3 separate regions of the Homo sapiens genome follow, and regions 2 and 3 are each linked to region 1. Evidence: chromatin loops called from intact Hi-C (ENCODE). Cell type or tissue: endothelial cell of umbilical vein. All regions are shown on one strand.

Region 1 (8,000 bases):
TGAGGAAGAGGTTTTAAGTCAAGGAGTGCACAAAGCCTCCAGTAGCCAAAAAAGGCAAGGAGGCGAACTCTCCCTTGAGAACCTCCAAAGGGAACCAGACCTGTGAACACCTTGACTTTAGCCCAGTGAGCCTGGTTCTGAACTTCTGGCCTTTGGAACTGTAAGAGAATCAGTGTGCTGTTTTAGGCCACCAAATTTGTGTTTATTTGATACAGAACAAAAGGAAAGTAATTCCGCTGGTAAATGCGATTAATTTCCACATGGTGAGCCCCAGTGTGTTTTCATTTAAAGATAAAAGAATGAAGACAAACTTTTGACAAGTCGAAAGCGTCAGAGTGGGTACAGAGCACAGGGCAAGCCCCTCCCCTCCAATTTGGCCCCAGAAGCCTCACTCAGAATCTGTTTGCACTCTATCCAGAATATATGCTTCTGGGGCCTAAAGAATTTTCACATTAATAAAATGAGCCTAGGGCCAGGCGAGGTGGCTCATGCCTGTAATCCTAGCATTTTGGGAGGCTGAAGCAGGTGGATCACTTGAAGCCAGGAGGTTGAGACCAGCCTGGCCAACATGGTAAAACCCCGTCTCTACTAAAAATACAAAAATTAGCCAGGTGTAGTGACGTGCGCCTATAGTCCCAGCTACTCGGAATGCTGAGGCATGAGAATCACTTGAACTCGGGAGACAGAGGTTGCAGTGAGCCGAGATGATGCCACTGCACTCCAGCTTGGGTGATAGAGTCAGACTCCGTCTCAAAAATTAAATAAATAAATGAGTTTAGAGTATAATAATGTTATTGATCAACAACAAATCTCATATGAGCAATTTCCAACAATTTTTATATACTCTTTTATTTATTGTTTTATTTATTTTTAATTGACAAGTAAAAATTGTATGTATTTATGGTGTATAACATGTTTTGCTATATGCATACATTGTGAAATGCCTAAATCAGCTATTAAACATATAACATTACCTAGCATACTTATCATTTTTGTGTTGAGGACACTTGAAATCTACTCAGCAATTTTCAAGTATACAATATATTGTGATTAACTCTTGTCACTATGATATGCAATAGACTGCGCGAATTTAGTCCTCCTGTCTAAATGAAATTTTGTGTTTACCTTTAACCAACATAGATAATCAGAAGCAAATAAAAAACATCAACAGAATCCAGCAATACCGATTCTTCTCATGGATGACCTTTTTTTTTCTTTCTGACGATGTCTCACTCTGTCACCCAGGCTGGAGTGCAGTGGCGAGATCTCGGCTCAGGTATAGACCCCAAGACCATCCTGCTGGGGGCAGGCAGGTAAAGCTGCAGTCCGGGAAGCCTAGAGGCCCTGCAGCTCCTGAAAAGGAGACTCTGGGGAAGGAGGCACGTCCCGTGCCCTACGATAAACTAAGGCCTGCTTGAGGGGAATCACACTGCCTTTAGCCTGCAACTGTATCTAGTGGCTTCCCGGCAGTAAGACGGTAACCTTGTCTGGGCCGCAGAATGCAGTTTTCAGCGCTCAGGAGCCTGGAGGGGTAAATGGGGGAGGGGAACCCTGGGAGGAACGGGATTCCATGGAGGGCAAGGGGTCTGCGGGAGACCCCCGGACATCTGCCCGGAGCGCCAGGGCTTGCTTCTGTAAAAGCACACTCCGTGAGCCAGGGCCTCCTCGTTTCCTGCCTCCTGGAGCTGGCGCCGCCAGAGGGGACCCAGGCAGCCGCGCCCCGAGCCCAGGATTCCCGTCCCATGGGGCCTGCCCTGTGCACCAAGGGGGTTTAGCAGCGTCCTCTAGCACCGCCACCCCGGCCGCTTGCTGTGACCAGCAAAACTGTCCGAGACACAGCTGGTTGTCTCCTGGGGGGCGGAATGGCCCCTGGTTGAGGATCCCGCTATAAGGCTCGGAACAGCCAAAGAGTGATTGGAACGATCTTTTTCCTGGTGTCTGTAGCCTGCTTCTCCCACTCTGTCCATTTCGCATCACGTTCATTCGCCAAGTGCTGACAGCTTTGCCTTCTAAATATTTCTTGAACCTGTGCTCTCCCCACTCCGTCACCGCTGGGGTCCTGGTGACTTGGGAACTTGCAGGCTCTTTCCTGGCGGCTCTGCATTGGTCTCCCTGGGCCTTGTCCCCCACATCCATTTTCCTCACAGTCACTAGGGACTTTATACAAACTGTAACTCTCCCCAGGTCACTGCCATGATTGACTGATTATGACTGATCGATATATATCTATATCTATATCTATATCTATATCTATCTATCTATATATATATATATATATATATATATATATATTATATATATATTAGACAGAGTCTCGCTCTGTTGCCCAGGCTGAAGTGCAGTGGCATGATCTCAGCTCACTGCAACCTCCGTCTCCCAGGTTCAAGTGATTCTTCTGCCTCAGCCTCCCGAGTAGCTAGGACTACAGGCGTGCGCCACCATGCCCAGCTAATTTTTGTATTTTTAGTAGAGACGGGGTTTCACTATGTTGGCCAGGCTGGTCTCGAATTCCTGACCTCAGGTGATCCGACCGCCTCAGCCTTCCAAAGTGCTGGGATTACAGGCACGAGCCACCACGCCCGGCCGACTGATCAATTTTCCATACAAGGTCTGGCCCTGTCTCCCAGGCTGGAGTGCAAGGCTCACTGCAACCTCAATCTCCTGGGCTCAAGCAATCCTCCCACCTCAGCCTCCTAAGTAGCTGGGACCACAGGCATGCTACCACACCCAGCTAATATGTGTGTGTGTGTGTGTGGTGTTTCATTTTTGTGGAGACGGGGGCGTCTCATTATGTTGCCTAGGCTGGTCTAGAACTCCTGGCCTCAAGCGATTCCCTTGCCTCATCCTCCCAAAGTGTTGGGATTGCAGGTGTCAGCCACCACGCCTGGCCGACTGCCGTGATTAAAAGCTCTTCAGTGGCTTTCCATCAGCCTCAGAATAAAGTCCAATCCCCTTACTAGGAGCTCTCCCGTCATCTGGTCCCAGCTGACCTCTCCACTCAATCTCCTAACACATCATTCTTTGCTCTTTAAAAAAAAAAAAGAAAAGAAATTCTTTTTATTTTTTACTCCTCTTGCTATCATTCCCAGTTGTCTCTTGCTCCTCATGCATGGAGCAGTAACTGCTGTTTTTGTGCCTTGGCGAGTGCTGCTGTCTCTCCCTGGAATGTCTTTCCTGATTTCTGCTTCAAGTTCACATCCTCCAGGGAGCCGGCTCCTGGCTGGCCTGGGCTCACCTCCATTGTTGCGTGTATCGCTTTTGACCACCAGGTGGTAGCACAAGGCAGTGTTTAAGCGCTCGGGCCCAGGAGCCCAGCTGCCTGACCCCAAATGCCAGCTCTGCCAAGGACTGAATGACCCTGGACAAAACACGGAATGCCTCTGTGCGCCTTGTTTTCTTTATCTACAAAATGGAAATAATTAACTGTCTACTTCATAAAGTTGCTATGTGGATTATATGAGCTAATATGTGAAAAGTTCTCAGAAAGTCTCCTGGTGAAAGATCAATACAAGCTACTTGTTATATTTTTTGTGTGTCAGTCTCTTCCAGAAGACTGATGAATACTTCATATTTTAAACATGAATAACAGAAATCTCACTTTAAAGCGGTCTCTTAACACTATCCTTGGGGTTTCACGTTTTCCAAGTTATTTGAGAAGTTTCCTGGCCATTTGTACTACCCCATCTGTGAATTACTTGTTCAAATCCTTTGCTTTTTAATTCCCCCAACAGAGAGGACTGTTGTAGAGCTCAGTTTTGATCACTGGTCTCTCCCTCTCCTCATAGTCTCAGGCCTCTCCTCTTCCTGTGACGGCGTGGACTGTGTTTCAGGACCATTGTTCTTTTCTACATTTGACTATTTAAGGTAAGCATATTGTCCTGCTACTTGAAGTAGATAAATCAGCAGCTATGTACTTTTTCCAGCCAATAAAAGAAATCACATATTAAGTAGGGAACAGATAAAGAATGATGTTATTACATGTGTATTGTTTAATTTTCTCCACTCAAATTCCAATTATAAAAGAAGAGGGAATTACTAAGATAACTCAAAACCATATGCTGCAGGTTTTGAGGTTACTTAATGACACAGAGACCTCCAGAGCCACATGATACTGGGGTAGTGCTTTCACTGACAACCACCACAAAAAAACAAATCTTTTCTTTAAGGGTAGTTTCTGGTAGAATCTACATGTCTATATGTTCAAGGATGCTCATTGCAGCATTGTTTACAATATCAAAAAATTAGACACAACATAAATGCCCATTATTGGTGACATAAATAAATTGTGGGAGCCAGGCACAATGGCATGCACCTGTAGCCCCAGCTACTTGAGATGCCCAGGCAGGAGGATCACTTGAGCCCAAGAGTTCGAGTCCAGTTTAGGCCATATATAGCAAGACCTCACCTTAAAAAATAATTGTGAGCTGGGTGCGGTGGCTCACTCCAGTAATCCCAGCACTTTGGGAGGCTGAGGCAGGCAGATCACTGGAGGTTAGGAGTTCGAGACCAGCCTGGTCAACATGGTGAAACCCTGTCTCTACTAAAAATACAAAAATTAGCTGGGTGTGGCGGCACATGCCTGTAATCCCAGCTACTCAGGAGGCTGAAGTAGGAGGATCACTTGAACCTGAGAGGCAGAGGTTGCAGTGAGCCAAGTGGTGCCACTGCACTCCAGCCCGGGTGATAGAGTGAGACTCCGTCTCAAAAAAAATAAAATAAATTACAGTAAACATTTAAAAATTTTTAAAAATATTGTGGTAAATCTATAAGATGGAACACTTTGCAAAAATTGCTAAAAGATACGTGTAGACAACAGAAATGACATGCAGTACTGTAATAATAAGTAAGAAAAGCAAGGCTGGGTGTGGTGGCTCACGCCTGTAATCCCAGAATTTTGGGAGGCCGAAGCGGGTAGATTGCCTGAGCTCAGGAGTTCGAGACCAGCCTGGGCAACACAGTGAAACCCTGTCTCTACTAAAATATAAAAAATTAGCCAGGGATGGTGGCATGCACCTGTAATCCCAGCTGCTCGGGAGGCTGAGGCAGAAGAATCACTTGAACCCAGGAGGCAGAGGTGGCAGTGAGCTGAGATCGCACCATTGCACTCCAGCCTGGGTGACAGAGCAAGACTCTGTCTCAAAAAAAAAAAAAAAAAAGAAAAGAAAGTTGCACAAAAAATATATAGCATATAGAACAAAAGTCTCAATTTGCAAATAGCAACTTACATTTGTACATGCTTAGGAAAAACCTGAAGGCATAGCCACCAAATGCAAAAGTGGTCACCTTTAGGTGATGAGATTCACTGTGACTGTCTGCTTTCTACTTTGTCCAGTTCCAGAGAATAAATTTCTCCATCACCATAATCTATTTGTGCAATATAAAATTAATATAAGTTTAGGCCAGGCATGGTGGCTCTCGCCTGTAATCCCAACACTTTGGGAAGCCGAGGCAGGTGGATCACCTGAGGTCAGGAGTTCAAGACCAGCCTGGCCAACATGGTGAAACCCCGTCTCTACTAAATATATAAAAATTAGGCAGATGTGGTGGCACGTGCCTATAACCCCAGCTACTCAGGAGGCTAAGGCAGGATAATTGCTTGAACCCAGGAGGTGGAGGTTGCAGTCTGCCGAGATCATCGTGCCACTGCACTCCAGCCTGAGCGACAGAGCAAGACTGTCTCAAAAATAATAATAATAATAATAATAATAATTAAAAGTCTAGACAGAGTGGCAGAGAGATGGGTGTGTGCAGTCTGTGTAAAACTGTGCTGTCTTGTGGTCTCAGTACAAAATCATAGTTTTATTCCTTGTTTCATGATTTTCTAGGAAAAAAAGAAAAAAGAAACAAAATCAGTTAACCAAGAAAACAATAATGAGCAATAGGAATCTTCACTGCACTCTCTTAGCAAAGTTCAAAATGGGCAGCAAATTGTAGGAGCCAGAGAAAAGCACTATCAACATACTCATCCCTTGGTCTCACTGTGCCTCCCCGTCAGAGCATGGCAGAGGTCCTCATCTCTCCCAGGGCTCCCAAAACTCCCCCCAAATTCCCAAAGAACTCAGTCTTGGCTTTCTTCTCTTAGGATCCCACCTTCCCCACCCCACCCCCACCCCCGCCAATCTAATCCTTCCTTGATCTTCCAATATAAATTGAATTTTTTTTTTTTTTTTGAGACGGAGTCTTGCTCTGTCACCCAGGCTGGAGTGCAATGGCGTGGTCTCAGCTCACTGCAACCTCCGTCCCCCAGGTTCAAGGGATTCTCCTGCCTTAGCCTCCTGAGTAGCTGGGATTACAGACGCCCGCCACCACGCCCGGCTAACTTTTATATTTTTAGTAGAGACGAGGTTTCACCATGTTGGCCAGACTTGTCTCGAACTGACCAGGTGATCCACCCACCTTGGACTCCCAGTGTGCTGGGATTATAGGCATGAGCCACTGCACCTGGCCTAAATTGATTTTTTCTTTCTGGGCTTCCTTCAGTCCTCCACTCTGAGAGCTGATAGGTAAACCCAAAAACTATGGGGTGGAGGGGAGGATATGCATATTTTTGTGTGAATATCATTTATTTACATAACATGTGCTATATCTTATATAAGACACTATATAGTCTATGGCCATAGTACTCTGAACATGCCCGATTTCATCTGTTTGAGGAAGCTAAGCAAGGTCGGGCCTGGTTAGTACTCAGACAGAAGGTACTGTATACCCACATGTACGTGCCAGGAGAATGATCCCCATTCAGTAGTTTTCCTTAGACATAAGCAAGATGTAGCTGGGCCCGATGGCTCACGCCTGTAATCCCAGAACTTTGGGAGGCCAAGGAGGGTAGATGGATGGATCATCTGAGGTCAAGAGTTCGAGACCAGCCTGGCCAACATGGTGAAACCCATCTCTACTAAAAATACAAAAAATTAGCTGAGCATGGTCGTGGGTGCCTATAATCCCAGCTACTTGAGAGGCTGAGGCAGGAGAATTGCTTTAACCCAGGAGGCGGAGGTTGCAGTGAGCCAAGATTGTGCCACTGCACTCCAGCCTGGGCAACAGAGCGAGACTCTGTGTCAAGAAAGAAAGAGAGAAAGAAAGAAGGAAAGAAAGAAAGAAGGAAGGAAAGAAAGAAAGAAAGAGAGAGAGAGACAGAGAAAGAGAGAGAGAGAAAGAAAGAAAGAGAGAGAGAGAAGGAAGGAAGGAAGGAAGGAAAGAAAGAAAGAAAGAAAGAAAGAAAAGAAAGAAAGAAAGAAAGAAAGAGAAAGAAAGAAGGAAAGAAAGAAGTAAGTGAGATGCAAAAGGCTAAGTGCAAGACAAGAAAACAAGGGACTTTCTGTGTTATTTGTTAATGTTTGACTTAAGATACAAACACACACATACGCACATTTCCACGAAATACCATGTGCTTCTTCAAAGACAGAGCAGTAGCTATCAACCGTGTTAATCATTGAAGAAGCCATTATTCTCCCTATAAAAATAGAGTCTGGAGATGTAGCAATAAAGTTGTAATTATAGCCAGTTGTTAAACTTTTACCCTTTAGTCTGGGGAAATGGCTATAAAGTTGTATTTATAGCTAATTATTGAACTTTGCCTTTTCCTGGATCTGGCATACTTCACTCTCTTGTGCTATGTGCAAGAGTCAGCACAGAAATGTTGGATGATTACCTAGTGGGCCCTGAAACCTGATTTTGCATAATTATTACTCAAGTGGATTGGTATTCTTCATGCTATCCATGCAGCCAGCTTTCTTCTCTAGACCAAAACTTGTGCAGAACATCACAAAAATGCTCCAGCCCCAACTAGGAACTGTGCCTGACATTCCTTCAAAGGCAAACAGTTCCCAGTTGAGAGTAAAATGTTAAATGAAAATGTGTCTGGCACCTGTCCTCTTTAGTACATTTACACAGCTTTTAATAACTGACTTCTGCTATCAAGACTTTTCCTGGAGTGGCTTTTGAAAAAGAAAAGGAACACACGAGCCAGTGAACCCAGAGGAAGAGCCTTCCCCCACGCA
Region 2 (8,000 bases), 48 kb after region 1:
GGTGAAACCCTGTCTCTACTAAAAATACAAAAATTAGCTGGCCGTAGTGGCAGGTGCGTGTAATCCCAGCTACTCGGGAGGCTGAGGCAGGAGAATCCCCTGAACCCAGGAGGCAGAGGTTGCAGTGAGCCAAGATCGACCCATTACACTACAGCCTGGGCAACACAGTGAGACTCCATCTCAAAAAAAAAAAAAAAAAAAAACTAAACAAATATTTGCCTTCAAAGAGTTAACATTTAAGAGTGAAACAGATAAATTAGCCTACTTGCAGTAATCCTAATGTGAGATTTTCTTTGCCTGGCCACCTTTTCTCCACTCCTATATCAACTATTCAAATAGACTTTTTTTTTTTTTTTTTTTTTTTTTTGAGACAGAGTCTCACTCTGTCACCCAGGCTGGAGTGCAGTGGCGTGATCTCGGCTCACTGCAACCTCCACCTCCTGGGTTCAAGCGATTCTTCTGCCTCAGCCTCCCAAGTAGCTGGGATTACAGGGGTGTGCCGCCACGCCTGGCTAATTTTTGCATTTTTCGTAGAGATGGGGTTTCGCCATGTTGGCCAGGCTAGTCTCGAACTCCTGACCTCAGGTGATCTACTCACCTGGGATTACAGGCGTGAGCTACCATGCCTGGCCTTGTATAGGTTTTCATGGACATAATTGCAGCCACATTTTTTAGTAACAGTGCAAGAGGAAGTATAATAGGGAGGTACACAGTGTTGAGCAACTCCCTAATACACTATGGCTCCCTCTCCTACTGTTCTCATTCAGCCTCCCTGTAGGTTCTTTCCCAAGTTGGAGCTCCAAGCCTCAGGCTTAGTCATCTTCTCCATCCTCTTCTCAGTGGGATCCACGGCACTTACCACTTTCTAACACACTATAAAATTCACTAACTCATCATGTTTACTATTTATGTTCCCTCTATATACCCCATCCCAAGCTAGAATGTAAATTACAAGGCAGAGATTTTTAGCTTTGTTCACGAATGTATCCCAAGCACCTAGGACAGTGTCTGGCACATAGTTACTCAATAAATAACTTCTTAATGAACAAATGATTTTTTTTTCTTTTTTGTGTATGGGTTTATTTGAGACAGGGTCTGGCTCTGTCACTCAGGCTGGAGTGCAATGGTGTGATCTCAGCTCATTGCAACCTCCACCTCTTTAGGCTCAAGCCAATCTCCCACTTCAGCCTCCCAAGTAGCTGGGACTACAGACGCATGCTACCACGTCTGGGTAATTTTTGTATTTTTGTAGAGACAGGGTCTCACTGTGTTGCCCAGGCTGGTCTTGAACTCCTGGGCTCAAGCGATGCACCCACCTCGGCTCCCCAAAGTGCTATATTACAGGCATTAGCCACTGTGCCCAGTCAGAATAAATGATTTTAAAACAATTTTGTATTATGGAAAATAAACATATACAAAAATGGAAAATAGTGCAATCAGTTTCTAAGAACTACTGCCCAAGTCAACAATAATCAACACACAGCCAATCTTTTGTCATCTATGACCCCATCCACAGCCTTCTCCCCACACAGTCGTATGGGATCAAACTCAAATGTCATGTCATGTAATCTGCAAATGTGTCATTTATGTTTCTATGCATGAATGAATGAATTCCTCAATATCTCTCTCTGATTTAGACTGTGGCTATGAGATATTAGAGAATCAGAGTAAACTTCTCAAGGTCCAATTTGAACTCATTTTCTTCAAGAGGTGTGAAGGAAATCATGACACCTTCAGCCTTTAAGAAAATTTCACAATATTCTTTGGGAGGACCCAGCAATTTGCAAGGTTGCACAATGAGCAGGGCACTCCTACACCTAAGGTTCAGCTCAGGACTTTTCACAAATCATAGGAAGATGAAAATAGAAAACGCAGAGTCGTAGGACAGAGAACCAAGACACCTCGGGGTGTTTTAATCCATTTCACTTCCACTGGTAGCCCTTAGAAGCCACGCAGTGTTTATCTTTAGGGAGGGTTTTTCAAGTCCACCAAGAGATGAACAGAAATAAAAATATTTTTTCCATTTTAACCAATAAGAACCTTGTAATGCTTTAAAAAAATTCTCTGTTTAATAAGAAGTTTCACTTTAATATATAAACTCTTTGCAGGCTAAGCGTAGTGGCTCATGCCTGTAATCCCAACACTTTGGGCGGGCAAGGCAGGAGGATCCTTTGAGCCCAGGAGTTCAAGACCAGCCTGGGCAAGATAGTGAGACTCTGTCTCTACCAAAAAAAAAAAACAAAAAAATTAATGTGACGTGGTGGCACCCACCTGCAAGCCCAGCTACTTGGGAGGCTGAGGCAGGAGGATCAGTGTGCCTGGGAGATTGAGGTTGCAGTGAGCTGGGGTTGCACCACTGCACTCCAGCCTGGGAGATAAAGTGAGACTTTGTCAAAAAAAAAAAAAAAAGAAAGAAAGAAAGAGAAAAGAAAAGAAAAGAGGCCAGGTGGCCGGGTGCTGTGGCTCACACCTGTAATCCTAGCACTTTGGGAGGCCGAGGCGGGTGGATCACCTGAGGTCAGGAGTTTGAGACCAGCCTGGACAACATGGTGAAACCCCATCTCTACTAAAAATACAAAAATTAGCTGGGTGTGGTGACGGGCGCCTGTAATCCCAGCTACTAGGGAGGCTGAGGCAGAAGAATTGCTGGAACCCGGGAGGTGGAGGTTGCAGTGAGCCAAGATCGTGCCATTGCACTCCAGCCCGGGGCCAACAACAGCGAGGCTCCATCTCAAAAAAAAAAAGAAAGAAAGAAAGAAAGAAAAAAGACCAGGCGCGGTGGCTCACGCCTGTAATCTCAGCACTTTGAGAGGCCGAGGCAGGCGGATCACGAGGCCAGGAGTTCGAGATGAGCCTGGCCAATATGGTGAAACCAAACCCCGTCTCTACTAAAAACACAAAAATTAACTGGGCGTTAATTTTTGGAGGCTGAGGCAGGAGAATCGCTTGAACCCGGGAGGCGGAGGGTTGTAGTGAGCCGAGATCGCGCCACTGCACTCCATCCTGGGCGACAGAGGGAGACTCTGTCTCAAAAAAAAAAAAAAGAAAGAAAGAAAAGAGAAAAGAAAAGAAAAAGAAGAAGAAAAGAAAAAATTGTTTGTATCAGATTTTCAAAGTGCCAGGAAACCATCCCACTCTACCTCCTTTAAAAAAAAAAAGTGCAGAGTGATTATAACCACTGGCTCTGGAGCCAGGAGCCCCAACTAAAACCCAGGCTTCTCTATTTACTAGGCCTACTTCCTTCCGCCTCACTTTCTTCATGTGTAGAGTGGGGGTGACAGCCAGCCAGCCCTCTCTCCTAAGCTTTTGGAGAGAAATAAATGGATTCATAAGAAAGGACATATTTGTAAATAAAGCAAACGATCGCTGTTGGATTCAGGCCCTCTTGCTTCATTATGCTGAATGTCAGTGTATTACTTAAGTTGTTCCTTTCAGCAGAGTTGACTGTTTCTGCCCAGAAAACCGGCCCTGGGCCAGGAAAATCTGGGCTTCCACACTGGGATGAAAGGTCTGGACGCCCGGATTCGCATATGCAAAGCGTGGGGGCGTGGCCCCGGGCTCCGGGCCAGGCAGGCTCCGCCCCCTTCCCACCAAGAGCGCCTGGATCCATCCGACAGCCGCGGGTGCGTGGTCGTGCGGCAAGTGAGCGATTTGGTGAACAGACACTCCCTTCTGTAGGTAAGAATATCTCGGGGGGCGAATTAATTGAAGAAGCACCGTCATCCCTCGGTCTTAGCAGTGTCGCCTCTCTCTTCCCGGGTTTGGAGAGCTGGGGGCGGGTTCCTGGCTCTGCGGGCCTGGGCTACACTCTGAGCCGCGTGAGGAGCTCTCCCCCTACGCCGCAGCCCGCGTGCTGGGATTCACCCAAGTGGGTTTGTCTGGAATTCCCATTTGCAGCCTTCTGGAAGCGCAGATTAAATAAAATCATGATTCCCGTAAAGTGCCAGCACCTCCTATGGTTACATCCCACGTTCACAGATTTTAACTGAAAAGGCATTTTAGCATAGAATTCCAAATTCCAATCCAAGGATGGAGAAAAGGTCCTTCCTAGTGGGAAAAAGGAAGGTGAGTTTGAATTTAAGAGAGCAGGGGCTTTTTTGGGAACCACTTGAAATTTAGTTAATTGAAACTAAAAGAAAACGCAACTACACCTTACAAAAACACTGCTGGAAAGGATACCTAAGTCATCAAATAATAAATAGTGTGACAGCTGTTTACCAAATCAATGTCGCTGCCGCAAATGTGCAAAAGGTTGGGACTTTCGGAGTGCTTCAAGTTTGAAAAAGGTAAAGGAATAATGTTTTCTAAAAGTACTCTCAGGCCAGGCGCAGTGGCTCACGCCTGTAATCCCAGCACTTTGGGAGGCTGAGCGGGGCGGATTGCTTGAGGTCAGGAATTCGAGACCAGCTTGGCCCTGGGATGAAACCCCGTCTCTACTAAAAAGGCAAAAATTAGCCGGGCATGGTGGCGGGTGCCTGTAATCCCAGCTACACTGGAGGCTGAGGCTGAAGAATGGCTTGAACTTGGGAGGCGAAGGTTGCAGTGAGCCAAGATTGCACCACTGCACTCCAGCCTGGGCGACCCAGCAAGATTCTGCCTCAAAAAAAAAAAAAAAAAAAAAAAAAAAGCACTCTCATGTGTTTTGCTCCTATCAATATTGAAACATTGGTGTCTCCTGTGGCAAAAGGTGTTTTTTTCATCGAGGCACATATATTAAATAGACCAAAACATAACTTCCCAAATATCTTATAAGATTATCCTAGTAGTAGCTGAAATGGACAAAAATACCAATTTCCTTCAGTCATTATTGCTAATAGACCAACAACACTCTTTTAAGGTTGTGTAATGGTAAATGCATACACATTTATTTAACATGCACACAGGGAGAATCAGAGTGATTGATTACCCACCCTGCAACATGTCTCAGAAGCTTATAGACTACCCTGGCAAATGAGGTTACGGGAGGGAGCCGAAGAGCATCCAGCAGAAGTGGATGGGCTTCTGCTAGGGAGCATGAATGGGTCAGGGGAGAGAATAAGCTACATTATCTTGTGAATGGGTCTGTTCAGGTGTGGGGTATATTCTTGGTCTTACAGGGAAGGGAAAAGAAACAGTTGTTCCTTTTGGTGGGTCTGGATCTTAGGCAGACAAAGGTTTTTTTGAGCTGGGAGCCGGGAAGGTCAGAGAGACCTTGAGGTCTCCAGCATGTCAAAGCCCCATATTTTGGGGTATCGGCTTCTGAGTCCCGGCACTTATTAGTGACGAAACTGATGAGTCTGTAGTAGCCAGATCAAAGAAGAACCCAAAGAATGGGTACATTCGTAGATCAGGAATATTGAATAATGAAATATAGATCAGGAATATTGAAACTGGTTTTCCATGGGGGAAAGGAAGACTGTTGTCCTTCATGGGATAAACCTTATTTGCATGTCTATAGACAATAATTACTTAACATTGCCATCAGTTGTTAAAATTTACAGAGTTGTAAAATAGCTCAAATGACCTCTAATTTTTCTTTAATCCAGTTTTTTCCCTACAACACCACCTTCTCTCAGTGCATTTAATCAGAAACTTTCACTGCATCTCAAGGATTAGATGTCAGCTGACTTTCCTTTTTTGTTTTGTTTTGTTTGGGGTTTTTGAAATTTTTTTTTTTTTTTTTTTTTTTTGAGACGGAGTCTCGCTCTTGTTGCCCAGGCTGGAGTGCAGTGGCTGGGATCTCGGCTCACCGCAGCCTTGACTTTCCCTGTTCAAGCAATCTTCCCACTTCAGTCTCCCAACTACCTGGCACTATAGGCACACACCACCATGCCTAGCTAATTTTTGTATTTTTTATAGAGGTGAGGTCTCGCTATTTTGCCCAGGCTGGGCTCAGTTGACTTTCTAAGCCGTTTTATGTTTTTCTTAGTTTTATGGTTTTCTTAGGCATATTCCTCCTGCTCTCCCTAAGACTAGATTGATCTGAACATAGACATAACAGAATAAACAGAATTTGGAAGGAAATGATTAATTTACCAGCAAACACCTCATGCAAATTAAAAGGAATGGTACCATATATGATAAAATAAAATCTGAAGCATCTTAAAGATCACTTGGGCTGGGTGCGGTGGCTCACACCTGTAATCCCAGCACTTTGGGAGGCCAAGGCAGGCGGATTTCTTGAGGCCAGGAGTTCAAGAGTAGCCTGGCCAACATGGCAAAGCCCCATCTTTACTAAAAATAAAATTTTAAAAATATCACTTGTTTCTGCTCTTACAAAAACAAACAACAGAACTATTCTGGCCCACATACTGAATATCTGGGTCTAGTTTACGTCTTTGGAAGTTGTGTGGCATGCTTTATTTCAGCAAAGATTTTTTTTTGGGGGGGGTGTGGGGTTTGACATAAAGGATTATAGATGGGTGATAAGGCTACTTTGTAGTTTTTTGAGAGTCTAGGTCACTTAGCACAAAATTCTATAGAAGCTAAATTAGGTGACTTTAGTAAGAATAGTCAGGGCAAGGCCAGGCACGGCGGCTCACACCTGTAATCCCAGCACTTTGAGTGGCTGAGGCGGGTGGAGCACTTGAGGTCAGGAGTTCAAAACCAGCCTGACCAACAAGGCAAAACCCTGTCTCTACTAAAAATACAAAAATTAGCCAGGCCTGGTGGCGGGTGCCTGTGGTCTCAGCTACTCAGGAGACTGAGGTGGGAGAATCGCTTGAACCCAGGAGGCAGTGGTTGCGGTGAGTGGGGAGATTGTGCCACTACACTCCAGACTCCAGCCTGGGTGACAGAGGGAGACTCTGTCTCAAAAAAAAAAAAAAAAAAAAAAAGAATAGTCAGGGAAAGGTGTTATTCATGTATTTATCTCTCTAATCACTTGTATTTCAGAAAGATCTGGATCTGGGTGTCTGCTTTTTTTTTTTTTTTTTTTTGGATGGGATTTCAAATGTCATCGGCTGCAGAAGAGGGTGGGCCCCAGTACATAAAGCCACCAGAAGTGGATGGGCTTCTGCGTATAAAGCTATTGCTCTTGGCAGCTCTGTCTGAAGGAGGAGGACAAGAGACTCCAGGGTATGGAAAGGGATTTTCATAGTGGCGGGCAGCAGGAAGGAGCAGAAGTTGGACCTGAAGGCAGGAAGCCAGCTTGGTTCTAGAAAGAAAGAAACTGGGGGCACAGAAAAAAACAGGTAACTCAAGGGATCCTCCTGCCTCAGCTTCTGAGATTCAGATTCTATCTGTATTAACTGAAAAATGTTATATGTGGCCAGACTTACAAGGTTTATTGCCCTGTCCTAGCTTTGCGTTACGGGCACTGTTTTCATCAGAAATGTTCTGGGACAGACTCAGTTTCAAAGATCCTGTTCAGTTTTCCTATTATACGGAGGCCTTGCCCTGATGTGGACTTTAAATTTAAAATAGTCATTGCACCCCTAGAAAAGTCCAGAGCTACAGAGAGTTGTACACAGTAAAATGCTTTGGAGGAGGGAGAATAGGATGCATTTCTTTAAGTTGAGGTATAATCTACATACAAACAAAGATTTTAAGTGTTTATAATTGTATACACCCACATAACTATATCCCATCAAGATATAGGATATTTCATCAACCCAGAAAATTGCCTCCTGCCCTTTTACCATCAATTCTTACCCACCCCCACCTCCAAGATGACCGTAGTTGTGATTTCTATCAGCATGAAGTAGTTTCGGTTGTTTTGGACCTGGCGTAAATGAAATCTTCATGCTATGTCCTTTTTGTATCTGGATTCTTGTACACAGGATAATGTTTGAGACTGCTTTATTTTCTTCCGTGTATCAGTGATTTGTTTTGTTGTTTTTTTTTCAAATCATCTTTGTTGAAGTACATCTTTTTTTTCTTAATCTGTTTTCTGTTGCTTATAACAATACCTGAACGTGGGAAATTTAGAAAGAAAAGAGCTTTATTTCTTACAGTTATGGAGGCTGGGAAGTCCAAGGTTTAGGGGGCACTTCTTTCTAATATGGACTCTAAAGAATCCC
Region 3 (8,000 bases), 120 kb before region 1:
ATATGAAGACTTTCAAAGTGTTGAGTGCCTGGATTCACAGCCCACAAGTCCTTTTTGAAATCACCTAATAATTCATACTTCTTAGATATAAAAATCTGTGGTTTTGCAGAATGTCTAGCTGGAGGTTATTCTCTCATATAGAAGCTTATCTGTACCACTTGTGTGATGTTCTATGTTGTACAAGTTGTTTCTCAAACTAGACAAAAAGCCTATCAAGTGTAGGGATTATGAGTAATATCTTTATAGCCTCTTATAGAATCTAACCCAGATTAGATTCTTACATATGTGTTGAAGGTACATATACATAATTGCTGACTAAATAAACAAATGTCTCACAAAGAAACTTCCTGCATGCTAGCATCATCAAACAAATCAATAACATGTTCCATTTACAAAAATCACAGGTTGGGTTTGATATTAGGCCTCATCTTTTCTGAAAATAACAAAGATTGTTGTATTCAATGAAACTATCTGTGCCACTGTTCATTCTTTGATTTTAAAAAAATATCAATTGACTACCTTCTTTGTGCCAAGCACCCGAAATAAGACTTGGACCCTACATAGACCATCATCCTCTGAGCCATGCCCCAGCCCCACCCTAGACACGTGCTCCCAGAAACATCAAACCTCTCAAGTGGCAGCAACTCCAGGATTAAGAGAGCCCCTCTCTCATCAGTTACGGTGTCAAGTGGACTCATTATAAAACTAGAGAGCAGCCCATATAAGAAAGCTCCTTTTGCTTACGGTCTCAGGCCACAAACCTAAAACACAACATTTTTGTTTTGTTTCTTTTGTGATTTTCACCCATTGAGATTATTTTCACCTTATCTGAACTTAGGCTCTCACAGGATAATCACTAGTCTGACTCTCTCTTGAAGTAGGATGTTTGTTTGTTTGTTTGTTTGTTTACAAAGACAGAGTCTTGCTATTTTGTGTTGCCCGGGCTGGTCTCAAACTCCTAGCCTGAAGTGATCCTCCTGCCTCGATCTCCCAAGATGCTGGGATTACAGGTGTGAGCCACCACACTTGGCCTTGGCCTTGAAGTGGAGTTTTGTATGAGATTTCTTTTCTTTTTTTTTAAAGACAGAGTCTCACTTTGTCACCCATGTTGGAGTACAGCACCGCGATCTCAGCTCACTGCAACCTCTGCCTCCTGGGTTCAAGCAATTCTCCTCCCTTAGCCTCCTGAATAGCTGGGACTACAGGCATGCACCACCATGCCTGGCTAATTTTTGTATTTTTAGTAGAGACGGAGTTTCCTCATATTGGCCAGGCTGCTCTCGAACTCCTGACCTCAAGTGACCCTGCTGCCTCGGCCTCCTAAAGTGCTGAAATTACAAGTGTGAGCAACCACGCCCAGCTATTTGCATTAGATTTACTAAAGAGAATGAACTCTGGGTGTTATTACATCACAAGAGGTTTCCTCTGGGCTAATACCAAGCTTCAGTAATAGAGATTAGGTCTCCCTTTTCTGCCCCATGACAATTAATGAGGAGGAACATATGCAGTCAGCCCTATGAAGTATTTAATAAGAAAATAACAGGCTCAGTAATATTCTTAAAACTCAGTAACAAGTACTTCTCAAAAATGTAAAGGTCACTGGTTGGGCACAGAGAATCGCTTGAACTCAGGAGGCGGAGGATGCAATGAGCCGAGATCGAGCCACTGCACTCCAGACTGGGCAACAAGAGTGAAACTCTGTCTCAAAAAAAAAAAAAAAAGGAAAGAAAAAGAAAGAAATTAAGGTCAGCAAAAATAAGGGAAGTCTGAGAAACGGTCGCAGCTTAAGGAAGCTTAAGGACACATGATGGCTAAATGTCATGTAGGATTCTGGATGGAATCCTGGAACAGAAGAAAGGAATTAGGGAAAAACTAAGAAAAACTGAATAAAGTGGGCCTTAGCTAATAATTATGTATCATACTGGTTCATTAATCCTAATAAATGTACACCGCTAATCTGAGATGTTAACATCAGGGGAATCGGGGTGTGGAAACTCTACCTTCACGGCCTTTCTAAAATCATAAACTAAAAGGTTTATTTTTTTAAGACCTTAGAAAAAAAAGAAAAGAGTGATAACCCTTTTCCCACTTCCTCTTCATTCAGCAAGACCCTCAGATACAACTCCCTGAAACAAACAGAAACTAACACACCACAGAAGAACAATTTTTAAAACATAATGTATTATCTGCAGTTTATGCAGCTCATCCACACATCACTCTGTGTCAAGGCTTCCCAGTGAACATTTATTTGTTGAATCCTACAGCTTACTTACCTGGGACCAAGATCAAGCAAATCTATGGACTTAGTCTTTAATTCTCCATGTTTTTCATATTCCAACATAATTCCTATAGAAATAAACAAACATGTTATAAAACACTTACGATAACCACCTATGTCAAAAGTTAACCTACCTTGCCACAGTTTTTTCCATTTTTATTTTTAAAATTTTTAATTTTTTAACAAAAAATAAGCAGTGATATCTAGTTCCAAAACAAGATCATGTAGACAAACTTTTCCCTGGTCCTTCCCTCTAAATATAACTAAATACCCTTGAAATTGTCCAATAGACAATGAAAAAATAATAGAAAGTTGGATGGAAGAAGGTAGACTGGCTATAGGTTTCAGGGCTTGAGGAACGACTACATGGTGAGATTCCCGGATTTTCTTTTTATCACCGCATTCCACACCCCAAAACTAGGACAAGAGGGCCCTATTCCCTGACCCACAAATGGGGCCCCTGCAAGCAGTCTGATCCCCCAGTGGAAGCTTGGGGCTGTTCCAGTTCCCAGTGCACATTCTGGGCCCCAGCAGGCAGTTGGATCTGGCTGCAGCCCCATCAACAAAGTCCTGGGACCTCCCAGACCCCACTCCACAGCCAGGCCATTGGTGGACAGTCCTATCCACTTGCAAAAGGGGCAACGGTGACATCCAGGGATGTCTCAGACCTCATTCCACAACCAGGCACTGAGGCAGCCTCAGCAAAGCCCTGCGTTTCCCTGCCTTCCAGCCAGCAGCATAATCAGGCCGGGAAGTGACCAGGAAGGCCACTCAGTGACAGCAGGCCTACTAGGGAAGTACCTTCTGCGCCCTGCAGGTGGCGCCAGCAGTGACTGAGCAGGAGCCTTAGCAGTACCCGAAAAAACAAAGGACAGTAACATTGCAAGAGCCTAGGAAACTACAGACACCATTGTAACCAACGCCCGCAAAAGTAGCCCAAGAGCACATATGACAAATCTAAGCAGATTTCGCCAAATTAGAAGGTTTAGATAGGATCAAGGATCCCCGTAATAATCAAAACGTCTAGGATACAATTTTTTAAAAATCACCTATTATACCAAGGACAATCAACAAACACCAATACCAAGATGAATCAGAGGTTGGAATCATCTGACAAGGACTTTAAAGAAGATATTATAAAAATCCTTCAATAATCATTTACAATTTCACTTGAAACAAATGAAAAAATGGAAAATCCCAGAAAATATTTATTAAACCAAATGAGGATTATAGAATTGAAAAATATGATAATGAAAATAAAAAACTTGCTAAGCGAGTTCAAAAGTAGAGATGACAGAGAATAGAATCTGTGAACTTGAAGATGGATCCATAGAATATATTCCATCCGAACAGCCCAGCGCTAATAAAAACTGGACAGAGCCTCCTAACCACCTTACTCTACTGCCTCTGCCTGTGGATATAAACTAGTACATCTCAAAAATTTGGCTTCAGGATCACCTTACACTCTTAAAAATTATTTAGGACACCAAAGAGTTTTTGGTTTTTTTCCATATTAAAAACTAAAATTGAGAAATTTTTTAAATATTTATTAAGTTGTTTTAAAACAACAGTAATTCATAGCATGTTATTTTTATAAAGTTTTTGTAAAAATAACTATATTTTCTTGCCCCTAAAAAGAGTAAGAAGAGTAGCACTGTTTTATACTTTAACAAATCTCTAATATCTGGCTTAAGACAATGGATTCTCATCTCTGCTTCTGCATTCAAGCTTCTGCTAAATGTTTTAGACAAAGTATAAGAAAAGAATGTAGTCAGACACTGATACATAGTTGAAAAATGAAGGAGTATTATAATTGCCTTTTTATATCATTGTGAACATTTTTTGATATTAAAACTCAACAAATGGTAACTTCTTAAAATTAGTTGCAATATAGAATCTGAAACCATATTAGTGAATTTTCCATATACTTGCATTAAACCTCATTGGTCTATTTCACACTTTTGATGGATCTTTTATTCATGCATGGTCCATGCATAATCATGCACTGGACATTTGAAAAATACTGATCTACTAAGTTATGCATATATTGTAACTGTTGACATATTTCATCACACAATATCAGAAAGTAACATTTACCATTTTCACTACCAATTTTTATCATAAGAAAACTCTTACTGTTGGTAAGCTGTCAAGATTATGGTGGTAAACAAAAGTTTTCTGAACTTATACTTTTTGCTTGAAAGCTAAAATACATCACTAGCAAGAAATGCTGGTATTTTTGCTTGAAAGTTGTGGGCTCACATTCTTCATTTTCAAGAAAATGTCTGCCAAAATGTCTGAGTCTGAAAACCATGTTGTTTCTCAGTCACTCTTTCAAGTAAAAATGCTTTTCCATGAAAAAAAGTTGGTTCATCTCGTAATTCAAGCAACCACCTATATTTTCCTTAAGACAACTGTATTAGTTTGTTTTTATATTGCTATAAAGAACTGCCCAAGACTGGGTAATTTATAAAAGAAAGAGGTTTAATTGACTCACAGTTCCTCATGGCTGGGGAGGCCTCAGGAAACTTACAATCATGGTGGAAGGAAAGGAGGAAGCAAGGCACCTTCTTCACAAGGTGGCAGGAAGAGAATGAATGCAGGAGGAACTACCAAACAATTATAAAACCATCAGATCTTGTGAGAACTCACTCACTATCATGAGAACAGCATGGGGGAACCTCCCCCTGATCCAATTACCTCCACCTGGTCTCTCCCTAGACATGTGGGGATTGTGGGGATTATGGGAATTATAATTCAACATGAGATTTGGGTGAGGACACAAAGCCTAACCATATCAACAACTATCAGACTTCACTGTAGAGCAGAAGTGCTTTCTTAGTACTTCCTATTTCATCACCTGGAATACTCAAAATACATGCACTCCTATGTTAATATTTTGCTACATTAATAATTTTTACTGCTTCATCAAGGAAATCCTCAAGCAAAACTAGGTTGTTCTGTTGGGATTTTTTTGATGTTTTCCTATTGTGAGTGTGTGTCAGTGAAGAATAAATACAGTGACCACTATTAGAGTTTGGTGTCACTGCCTCGATTTGTAGTAAGGCACCAGCAGTTTCACCTTCCACTGCTTCTGCACCATTAGTGACAATGTCAGCACAGTGTAGAAAAGGAAGTAACATCTTATTGTTATTATGAAAAATAAGTTTGACCTTGAGACCCTGCTGAAAGTGTTCAAGGGTTCCCAGGAGTCCTCTACAGTTTGAGAATCACTGCTATAGACCATAGTTTGATATAACAGATATAATTCTAGCAGTATTTCAGATCAAGGGAAAATAGGAAATGTTGCCAAAACACTCTATTTACTTTTCAAAAGCACTGAGCCATTGAGAAAGAATGTGGCAGAGGCCAAGTGCAGTGGCTCACGCCTGTAATCCCACCACTTTGGGAGGCCAAGGCAGGTGGATCACTTGAGGTCAGGAGTTTGAGATCAGCCTGGCCAACATGCTGAAACACCGTCTCTAATAAAAATACAGAAATTAGCTGGCATGACGGCAGGCACCTGTAATCCAAGCTACTTGGGAGGCTGAGGAAGGAGAATCGCTTGAACCCAGGAGGTGGAGGTTCCAGTGAGACAAGATTGCACCACTGCACTCCAGCCTGGGCGACAGAGTGAAACTCTATCTCAAAAAAAAAAAAAAAAAAAAAAAAAAAGAATGTGGCAGAGTTAAAAAGTGTATACTTGGCATCAGATAGATCCTCAACCCCTTATTTATGTCACGATCTGGCAAATGTCAATTTTCTCATCTATGAACCTATAAGTTTGCTGGTTGAGATTAAATAAGATGTATATGAAGAACCTGGCATAAAGTCTCAATGAACAGTGCTTATTTTCTAGCTATTAATCAAATGATACCTTGTGGCATATGCTACATGGTCACCTTGTATTACTTAAATTGCATTTATGCCTTCTCTTTCCAGTGAGATTGTAACATCTTTGAAGAAGGAAACATATCCATGCTATATGCTTCCCTATATTCCCAAAAAGACCCTTCTCAGGGCAAGTCATGATTTAAGCACAGCAGGCCTGTGATTTGTGTTCAGGTTCAAGTACGAGCAACACATTCAGATCCCTCTCTGAATTCCATTTCTCTATCAGCAGTGCCTGCCGTTACCTAGTATCTTCATGATCTTTCAAAATGCTCTAGCAGTGCTTGCTGAATACATGAACTAATTGGTAGATGATGGGAAGACTGTCCTCAAATTGCTTAATGCATTGGACATTCTCTGTCCTTACAGCACGTGGCCTTTCAGAAATAATCAATACTATAAACAATATGTCCTCCTTCCTCAAATATACCCTCTTTGGGCTTTTTATAAAATCTCTTCTTTCTCTTTTTCCAATCACTTTGTTATTTTTTATTCTCCTTTGTCCTCTTTTGCCTGACCTTTAAACACTAAGCATCTTTAAACTTCAGGTCTACAGATTCTTCTCGTCTCACCTTACATTAAATTCATCGGTACCATGTCTTTAATTACCATCAACATGCTAAGTATTAATTGCAAATCTCCAGTCTATATCTCCTCTGAGTTCCAGATACATAGATGTCTCCCTATCACCTCAAAGAGTTCAGGATCTTCTCCTTCAACACTGCTTCTCCTCTGGAGTTTCCTGCTCAGTGTTGGACATCACTACCCACTCAGCTGCACAGCTATGATCTCTCAGAGGGAATTTTTCTCAACCCTGTCTTGCTGCGCGGATGTGCTGAAACCTAAACAGGTAATCTAAGCAGCTGTTGCGTAATGAACTGCAAGATTTTAGAACAGAAAAGTAATTAAAAATGCTTTTAGTGACTCAAGAAACTGCCCAGAACACTACAGCACAGCAAGCAAATGCTAGTTAGAGGATAGTTTGGCATAATTTTGTTTTGTTGTTTTCCCCCCAAGAAGTAGTTCTTTTGTACTAAAGACCTGAAACCAAACTCTAGGATCAAAAGCAAACTAAAAAGAAAAAAAGAAAGATTCTGTGGAGAGCCAACCAGTACTTATTTCCCTAGAGTAAAAAAAAAAAAAAAAGACTGTTTGTGTCATATTAAACTTTTCAGCAAAATATGGACATTACAGCATTGTTAAAATATTTTTAAACCTAGCTGTATGCCACATGCTATAAAAAAGATTTAAGGTGCTTACAAAAGATAAATAGAATACAAAAAGCTAAGACTGGAAGAAGATAAGAAAGAGATACTGTATCCATTGAAGATACAGTTAATGGCAAGACCACATTTAATTGCAAAGAAAATTACTGAATATCTAAATATAGAATTAACAAGAAATGTGCAAATCCTAAATGTACTATTGAATATAAAAGAAAATTGTGATAAACGAGGAGACACATTTCTGGATGAGAAAACCCAATGCTGTAAAGATGTCATATTTACGAAGTTAATGTAATTATAATGATTTTACTTTTTGAAATGTGAAAATTTACTCTACCAGACATTACAATGAACTATAAAACAATAAAGTGTGGTTTTGATACAAAATTAGATCAATATAATAAAATCATCTATGCATCAACATTTAAAAATAAAGTGAAGGTAATATTTCAAGTTAATAGAGAAAGAATGTATTGTTCAATAAATGATGTAATACTATTTCAAATTAACAGAGAAAGAATGTATTGTTCAATAAATGATGTAATAATCAGTTGGATTTTTTGAAAAGTTAATAAAATAGATTTCTGCCACATACAATGTACAAA

Evidence for each region. A loop is a pair of places that touch in the nucleus more often than their neighbours do. Peaks named below come from ENCODE experiments on the same cell type or tissue, not always from the same donor. Only the 100,000 strongest peaks of a DNase experiment are listed, where the experiment ranks them.
Region 2: a loop joins it to region 1, with 4 times the contacts of the local background. A loop is called at or near these places in 6 of 110 quality-filtered maps.
Region 3: a loop joins it to region 1, with 5 times the contacts of the local background. A loop is called at or near these places in 10 of 110 quality-filtered maps.

Annotation. Positions count from the first base shown.
Region 1 is chr2:227,761,759-227,769,758 of GRCh38, reverse strand. It overlaps the pseudogene RNA5SP121. Among named protein-coding and RNA genes, the nearest start is that of SCYGR8, 20 kb to the right of the region's middle. RefSeq lists an enhancer at 3,350-3,399. In endothelial cell of umbilical vein, a CTCF peak has its summit at 3,251 (motif pointing right); a DNase peak (open chromatin) is centred at 3,308; H3K27ac peaks cover 484 bases.
Region 2 is chr2:227,713,621-227,721,620 of GRCh38, reverse strand. SLC19A3 (solute carrier family 19 member 3) reads left to right here and starts at 3,593. Exons shown (of 6, transcript NM_025243.4): 1 at 3,593-3,678. RefSeq lists an enhancer at 3,176-4,062. In endothelial cell of umbilical vein, no CTCF peak of the experiment used is centred here; a DNase peak (open chromatin) is centred at 3,540; H3K4me3 peaks cover 264 bases; H3K27me3 peaks cover 150 bases.
Region 3 is chr2:227,879,697-227,887,696 of GRCh38, reverse strand. It overlaps DAW1 (dynein assembly factor with WD repeats 1), which reads right to left. Exons shown (of 13, transcript NM_178821.3): 2 at 2,274-2,346. Among named protein-coding and RNA genes, the nearest start is that of DAW1, 12 kb to the right of the region's middle. In endothelial cell of umbilical vein, a CTCF peak has its summit at 3,090 (motif pointing right); a DNase peak (open chromatin) is centred at 3,106.